3 separate regions of the Homo sapiens genome follow, and regions 1 and 3 are each linked to region 2. Evidence: chromatin loops called from intact Hi-C (ENCODE). Cell type or tissue: PC-9. All regions are shown on one strand.

The links. Hi-C counts contacts between places; a loop is a spot of excess contacts. Peaks named below come from ENCODE experiments on the same cell type or tissue, not always from the same donor. Only the 100,000 strongest peaks of a DNase experiment are listed, where the experiment ranks them.
Region 1: a loop joins it to region 2, with 1.9 times the contacts of the local background. A loop is called at or near these places in 3 of 110 quality-filtered maps.
Region 3: it touches region 2 in a loop (7-fold over the local background); 10 of 110 quality-filtered maps call a loop at or near these places.

The regions. Positions count from the first base shown.
Region 1 is chr6:28,495,035-28,497,534 of GRCh38, forward strand. No RefSeq gene overlaps it. Among named protein-coding and RNA genes, the nearest start is that of TRT-CGT1-1, 7.2 kb to the left of the region's middle. In PC-9, a CTCF peak has its summit at 1,302 (motif pointing right); no DNase peak of the experiment used is centred here.
Region 2 is chr6:28,656,905-28,659,404 of GRCh38, forward strand. TRA-AGC4-1 (tRNA-Ala (anticodon AGC) 4-1) reads right to left here and starts at 1,404; the gene lies at 1,333-1,404. In PC-9, no CTCF peak of the experiment used is centred here; a DNase peak (open chromatin) is centred at 1,397; H3K4me3 peaks cover 2,339 bases.
Region 3 is chr6:28,605,520-28,608,019 of GRCh38, forward strand. It overlaps TRA-AGC3-1 (tRNA-Ala (anticodon AGC) 3-1), which reads left to right and starts at 1,637; the gene lies at 1,637-1,708. It also overlaps a transcript of SCAND3 not described here. In PC-9, CTCF peaks have their summits at 1,486 and 1,685; DNase peaks (open chromatin) are centred at 1,522 and 1,582; H3K4me3 peaks cover 1,489 bases; H3K27ac peaks cover 321 bases.

The DNA.
Region 1 (2,500 bases), 160 kb before region 2:
AAAATGCAGTGCTGGTTTAGGAAGGCATGAAGTGGCTGGTTTCAGAATTCCTTGACAGCAGACATTGAGAGCTTGGTTTTTACATAATGTTGCAAATTATGAATATAGATTGAAGCCAGAAGGTACTCATGTGCCCTTATAACTCTTAAAATACAGTGATTTATGCAAATTTACTTTTTCAACTTTTTTTTTTTTTTTTAACAGAGTCTCGCTCTGTCAGCCAGGCTGGAGTGCAGTGGCGCAATCTCGGCTCACTGCAACCTCCACCTCCCGAGTTCAAGAGAGTCTCCTGCCTCAGCTTCCCAAGTAGCAGGGATTACAGGCACCTGCCAACATACCTGGCTAATTTTTGTATTTTTTAGTGGAGACGGGGTTTCGCCATGTTGGCCAGGCTGGTCTCAAACTCCTGACCTCAGGTGATCTGCCTGCCCCGGCCTCCTAAAGCGCTGGGATTGCAGGCATGAGCCACCATGCCTGGCCAATTTTTTAAACTTTATATTAGGCTTTTAAAATAGATTATTAAAGCCATTAATAATTCCTCTCCTCCTTTGGTGGGAAGTTACAGTCTGAGGACTCAATTTTTCTCTAATAAGAGGATAGAAAAATTGAATGTCATTTAGTTTTGATTACCATTCATCTTTCTGCTCCTTTCCAAATAACACTATTGTTTGTTCCATCATATATTCTATTTATTCTATCTGTAACATATCTTCCATGTTACTAATGTACTTGTATGTGTATTTAACACAACTTATGAATTCTGCTTCTGTCTCACAAGCTACTTATTAATTTATGTATAGTTAACACATCTTCTGAATTTTGCCTTATCTTGTAAGCTATTAGCTTACGTACTATCTATATTGGTTTTATCCATCCAATTTGTTTTCCTATTTCCTATATCTGAATATAATAAAATCATACAGCAAACTCATATTTCAGGAGCCATTGAACTTAGAACTCTTTGTTTTTGGAAGGGGAGCCCTAGAAAGTCAGTATTCTGAATAGAAATGACTCTGAGGCTCTACAGATAAAGATAAAGCTCTCTTTGCCAGGTGTAGAGTGTCTTCAAACATAACTTATTAGGTGATAATTCCATTTCTATTAACTTGTCTGGCTGGAGGCAAAGAAATACAGAGGAAATTGGAAAGAGAGAAAAGAATAAAGACCTGGAAAAAGGGAAGATCCTTGAGTTATCTTTGCCTTAGTTCCTCTGAAGTTATAATCTAAAAATTGGTATAAGCTCTACATACACTCTAGGTGGCACTCTGAGGTTATAAAATGGTTCATATGGTGAGTTGAGGCCACTGTGTTTTGTTTCATTTTATTTTATTTTATTTTGAGACAGGGTCTCACTCTGTCACCCAGGCTGGAGTACATGGTGCAATCTCTGGTCAATGGAGCCTCGACCTCCTGAGTTCAAGTAATCCTCCCACCTCAGCCTCCTTAGTAGCTGGGACTATAGGTGTGTGCCACCACACCTGGCTAATTTTATTTTTTGTAGGGATGGGGTCTCACTATGTTGCTCAGTCTCAAACTCCTGCCTTGGCCTCCCAACGTGTTGGGATAACAGGCATGAGCCACCACTCCTGACCCCACTGTATTTCAAAGGCCAAAAGGAGTCCAAAAGAATTAAAACTGGTTTTCTTTTCCCTTTACAAGGAATCAAGAAAAGGTAGACAGTCAATATGGTTTCATAAGGAAAATTTTAGAGGGGCATGGAATCCCTATCCAGGAACTTCACAGAGATTCAAAGAAAAGAAAGTTTGTAAACTAACACTTGAAAGAGCAAGAGAAAACTTGCAATCAGAGCAATGCCAGCTGGAGGTCAGGAAGGGAAGCGGTAAAGAAAGAAGAGAAAATGAGAACTTTTTATTTTACTCCAAATCACAATGTATTTGAAAATATATATTAAAGAAAGATTATTTTGGCACTTGATAAAGTGCTAGTAAAGACTAAGACTACTGCAATTAGCGAGAGAGACTGAACTCAATGGGGACAAATGGGGATTTAAAGCCAACAGGCAGAGTGAAGGTGTCGTAGATGATGGAAAATTACTAAGCACAGATATCAAAAGGAGGAAGAGTCTTGCTAAACTGGCCTAACAGGATTCTTGCTAATGGTAGGCTAAGGACTTAGAAATTAAGGGTAGAGGATTAATAATCTGTGCAGATACCAGACTTGGGGAGATTCTCAGTAAACTGATAGAAGGAGTCTTGCTGAAGGTAGTCAAAAGCCAAGGCCTACTTGAGAAGGCTAAAAGAAAAGACTGTGTTTCTATACTCTCACAATACTTCTGACACCATATGTGTGGGTTTTCCACTCCAAGCAATTCTCCAATTCTGCAGACACAAACTGGGTGTTGACACTGCAACTCAATTCTGACACTAACTACCTGTAATTAGTGCAGACCCTATAGGTGAAGGGCTCAGTTCCACAAGACTGCCCCCCACTTCACATGTCAATCATAAGTCCCAGGTTGTCACTCATATTTCTGACCAAC
Region 2 (2,500 bases):
CACTGAGGGCCACTGGGGGCAGACATTAGGAGCAGAGTGGGGACGGAAATTTCAGTTAAGAAACATTCTCCAAGACCCTCCATTTCTGAATGCTTTTCTCATTTGTAAAAAGATTTTCAGGACAAAGGAAAGATCCTTCCAGAAAAGATAGAAAATGTTTTGCCAACGACTGTTTTTACTTAGGGAAACTACTGAACTGCCCCCCGATTCCTTACCGCATCTCTGCATTGTCCCAAGTTGGAAGTTGAGACTAAAGCACCAAGATACAAGAGACGCGGCATCCCAAAAGGAGATTTTTGTGTATTCTGCGAAATACACAAAAGGGCTAGCCAAAGAAAGTCCTCACACACGTGCATGGTATAAAAGCACCAGCTTTAAAAAGAGAAGTGTTTTTGTTTTTTTGTTTGAGAAGCATAATTGAAGTGAGCAGTTTTAGAATCAGTGCAGCAAATTTAGAGATTTCAAAAGAGATCAATATAGAAGGGATCAAATCCACACAATCATGGGAACGCTATGAACTCACTGGCAAAATGCAGTCACTGAAGGAAAAACGTCAGTGTCAAAATGCTACTATTTCACCTCTTTGTGTACGATTTCTGAGAGAACTGCCACGTTTGGAGATGCTAAATTTACCCAATGCCTTCGTAGCCTCCGGCCTGGGAAGAGTACATTTTCTTTCCTGCGAGCTTGAGGAGAAATCCATATTTTTCCCACTAAGCCCCAAAAGGTGAAACCTGAGACCGGACCTCAGCCTACCGTTGGATCCCCCACCACAAACCCAGCAGCAAAACTCAGTGAAAAGATGAATTCGTTCACAAAACATCCATTTAGGATTTTTATTGATAATTGTCCTTTTATTGGTAAATGTTCCTTCCAGCACCGCCCTAATGGAACAGGGTCCAAAGTCACTCATCATATGTAAATGCGGCTGAGAATGGAGAGGAATAAATTTTTTTTTCTTTTTCTTTTTTTTTTTCGAGGCGAAGTCTCTCTCTTGTCCCCTAGGCTGGAGTGCAATGGCGCGATCTCGGCTCACTGCAACCTCCGCCTCGCAGATTCAAGCGATTCTTCTGCCTCAGCCTCCCAAGTAGCTGGGATTACAGGCGCCTGCCACCACGCCTGGCTAATTTATGTATTTTTAGTAGAGACGGGGTTTCACCGTGTTGGCCAGGCAGGAATGAAATTTTAAAAATGAAAGAGCTACAGGCGTAACCAAAGCAAGATATAAATACGGGAGTGGGGGCAATATGATTAATTTTCCGATTCTACAGAAATAGGCTGTGACTGTATCTGTAAAAGAAAGACGGTTCCGGAGCATAAATACAAAAACACTGGAGATGCTGGGGATCGAACCCGGGACCTCATGCATGCTAAGCATGCGCTCTACCACTGAGCTACATCCCCACCTCGAAAAACGTTCGTCTTTAAACTGCTTTTATGAAAGAATATAGAAATTTACCTCAGTTTTTTTTTTTTTTAAACATTTATTTATTCTTTCATGAACGAACGTTAAAATTTTCATTTCCCCTTTTTGTAGCCCTCTATCACCAAGAAATTTTGATTAACCAGCATCTTGCAGACATTTGGTAAGGATTAAGAACAGACTAGAGGAGGAAATTTCAGTTAAGAAACATCCTCCCAGACCTTCCTTTTCTGAATGCTTTTCTCATTTGTAAAAAAGATTTTCAGGACACAGGAAAGATCCTTCCAGAAAAGATAGCAAATGTTTTACCAACTACTGTCTTTACTTAGGGAAACTACTGAACTGCCTCCAATTCCTTACCCCATCTCTGCGTCCTATTCCCAAACTCCAGAAACCGCTACACGCCTTTTCTTAGAAAACAAGGAGGTAGTGAAGGAATTTCTGTTATAAAAATAAACTCGTTCCACTCCGTTAGCAACTGGGACGGTTAAAGGCTAAAGATGTTGGATTGCCTCCCGCGGCCCCCTGATCCGCATTTTATCCAGAGAATACAAATAAAATCCAGAGAGTAGGAATCCTCAGATCCTACTCTGATTCTTTGAAATGAAGAGCCCAGAATGAAGTTGGAGACGTGTTACTTCTAAGATCGAGGCTAAATCTCTGCTTCTGTGGCGCATTATTTTCTGTAGAGGGAATGGTTCTCTCTACAGAAAATGTAGAGATGGTTCAGACTCCTGTCTCACCAAGGGAACAGAGAAGGCTTTATACCTGCGTAGAGAGTGCAGAAGTCCTCGGTTACAGTCACCTGTGACCGAATCTGGAAGGATGGATAGGAATGCCAAGTAGAAATGAGGGAAGGGCTGTGCTTGGGAGTGTTCAGAACGGTTGGAGTTGGGAGAAGGAGCAAGGTGGGGAGGAGGCTCTAAAAGGTAGCTTGGCAAGATGACACCAGCAATTCTCACCCTACCTTGCACTTACAGCATCCAGAACTAAATGCTTTTCCAGAGCCGCCAGAACTAAATGCTTGTCCAGAGCCTTCAGAACTAAATGCTTGTCCAGAGCCTCCAGAACTAAATG
Region 3 (2,500 bases), 51 kb before region 2:
TGAAAGACATTCTATTTTTAAAAATGAAATGAGGCCGGGAGCAGTGGCTCATGCCTGTAATCCCAGCACTTTGGGAGGCTGAGGCGGGCGGATCACGAGGTCAGGAGTTCGAGAACAGCCTGGCCAACATGGTGAAACCCCGCCTCTACTAAAAAATACAAAAAAAAAAAAAAAAAATTAGCCAGGCATAGTGGCAGGCACCTGTAATCCCAGCTACTCAGGAGGCTGAGGCAAGAGAATCATTTGAACCCGGGAGGCGGAGGTTGCAGTGAGCCGAGATCGCGCCATTGCACTCCAGCTGGGCAACAGGGCGAGACTCTGTCTCAGAAAAAGAAAGAAAGAAAGAAATGAAAATAACACTATTTTTTAAATGACATATCAATGTCAAAAAAAATAAAGACTATGCAAATATTTTTCATTAAAGAAGACTAAAAAAGACAGGACAACTAAATGCAACGCCTGACCCTAGACTAGATCCTATATGAGAGGAAAACATCAGGTCAATTGGTCAACTTGAAATGCAGACTGTAGATTAAATACAGCTATTGTATCAATGTTAAATTTACAAAAGTTCCTAATAGTACTGTGGGTATATAGAAAAGTACTTAAGTAAAGGAAATGGACGTGATGTATGCAACGTACAGGAGAGAGAAGAAGCAACTCATAAGGCAAATGGGGTAAAATATTAATAATATCTAAATCTGAGTAAAGGATAGAAGGGTATTTTTGTATTATTTTTATTTTTTCAACTTTTTAGTGAGTTATAAATTGTTTGAGAAAGAGAGAGGGAGAGATTTCAACGGAGGTGCCTCAGAAGTCAATAGTTGTGAATTTGGGTTGGGCTGGGCCAGCTCTTTAAAATATGAGAAGCTTCCCCCACCTCCCCTCACCATTCGAGAAACCAATAATTTTTCATTGCTCCATGGTTTCCTACAGATTGGTCGCCAAGCAACAGATGCCAGCCCTGCCTTACCTAATTCATCTTTTTTTCAGATAACGCTACTACCCCACCCCAACCCCCACCAGTTTGGCTTAGCAGGGGACCCTCAGAGTTTTGTCGGAGGTAAACTACTCTAGACGTGCGGATCTGGGTGCCTACGTGATGCCTCTCACCCGGGTCCAGATTTCCAGTTTGTCCTTGTGATTGATTCATGACATCTTGAGCTCACAAGAACGTTCCCTGCCATCACCACTAAGTGTTCAGTGGACGTTTTGGGCTTTTGGAAACGGAAGTGATTTGAGGGTCTTTGTTCCAAGAAAGGCGGTGCTGGGCCCGGGGACTGGAACTCGGTAGGCGAGGATCCCCTTTGACGCCCCCCTACAGTTTCCCTTCAAACACGTAGGTCTCAGCTGGTACCCTGGCTGCGCTACTGGCTTTGGCCTCCTGGGGCCTTATGGTTGAAAACAGCAGGAAATGAAGCTGGAAAAAGCGAGAGACAACAGATTGTCTGCTTTCAGGCTCCTTCCTTTGTAATTTCACTGTGTTGCTTTCTTTGGACGCTGCTTGTGCAGGACCCAGCCTAGCTGTTTCACAAATTGCGGAGTTTGCATTCATGATTTCATTGCAATTTACCGAATCTTTGAGAAATACTGATTATAAATCATGAAAGAAATGCAAAGCAACCTGTCTGTGGTTGGGGGTGTAGCTCAGTGGTAGAGCGCGTGCTTAGCATGTACGAGGTCCCGGGTTCAATCCCCGGCACCTCCACCAGTTTTGGGAGTGCGCACTTTCTCCTCTCAATGGACCGCCTTTCCACTTTCCTTTCTCCCTCCCGTTAAATAAACCTAGTCTCATTCATTCAATTTTCTGCTTGTCTGTACAGCCTTTGCAGTGTTAAGTATCTGTATCGATAGCATTGCCACACCAGGAAGGTCTTGAACCCTTTGTAAAAGCATTTTCGCAAATTAATCAGCCTGGTTTCTTTGGATTTCATGCTATGGTATTACTGAAAAACAGAAAAAATATAAAAATAATAAAAGACCCTTTGTTTTATTCACTGTTTTTTTTTTCTTTTCTTTTTTGAATTCTGAAGAGTTCTTAGAGCAAAGAACAGCATGGAGGTGGAATAGCAGAAACATATCTTATTGATGTCTTTCTTCTGAGCTTCCAACCACCCTATACCTTACCTTTTCTTGAATCACCAGATATGGAAGCAGTGGGCCCCGTTAGTATTGTGCGGTGATAGGTACATGAAGGACAATAAAATGCTGTCTGTCATAGCATGGGGTGCCTCCCAAGTCTAACCCGAATGAGACAGAATGGATTGGCTGGTTAAATGAAACCAGAACTACTGTCCTTTTGCTGAAATAGCTTAGTGGGAGTGTGAGAGACCAGGCATCCAAATATCTCTTGTTCAAGAAAATTTCAGTAAAAATAAATGACATGTTTTTGGGAAAAGGGCTTGTGGGGTGCCTGCATAAACTGGCCATAAAAATATGAGACAATATGTTGTGGAAAGCCACAAGAGTCCTCTGAGGAGGAAAGCCTCCTAATTGCCAT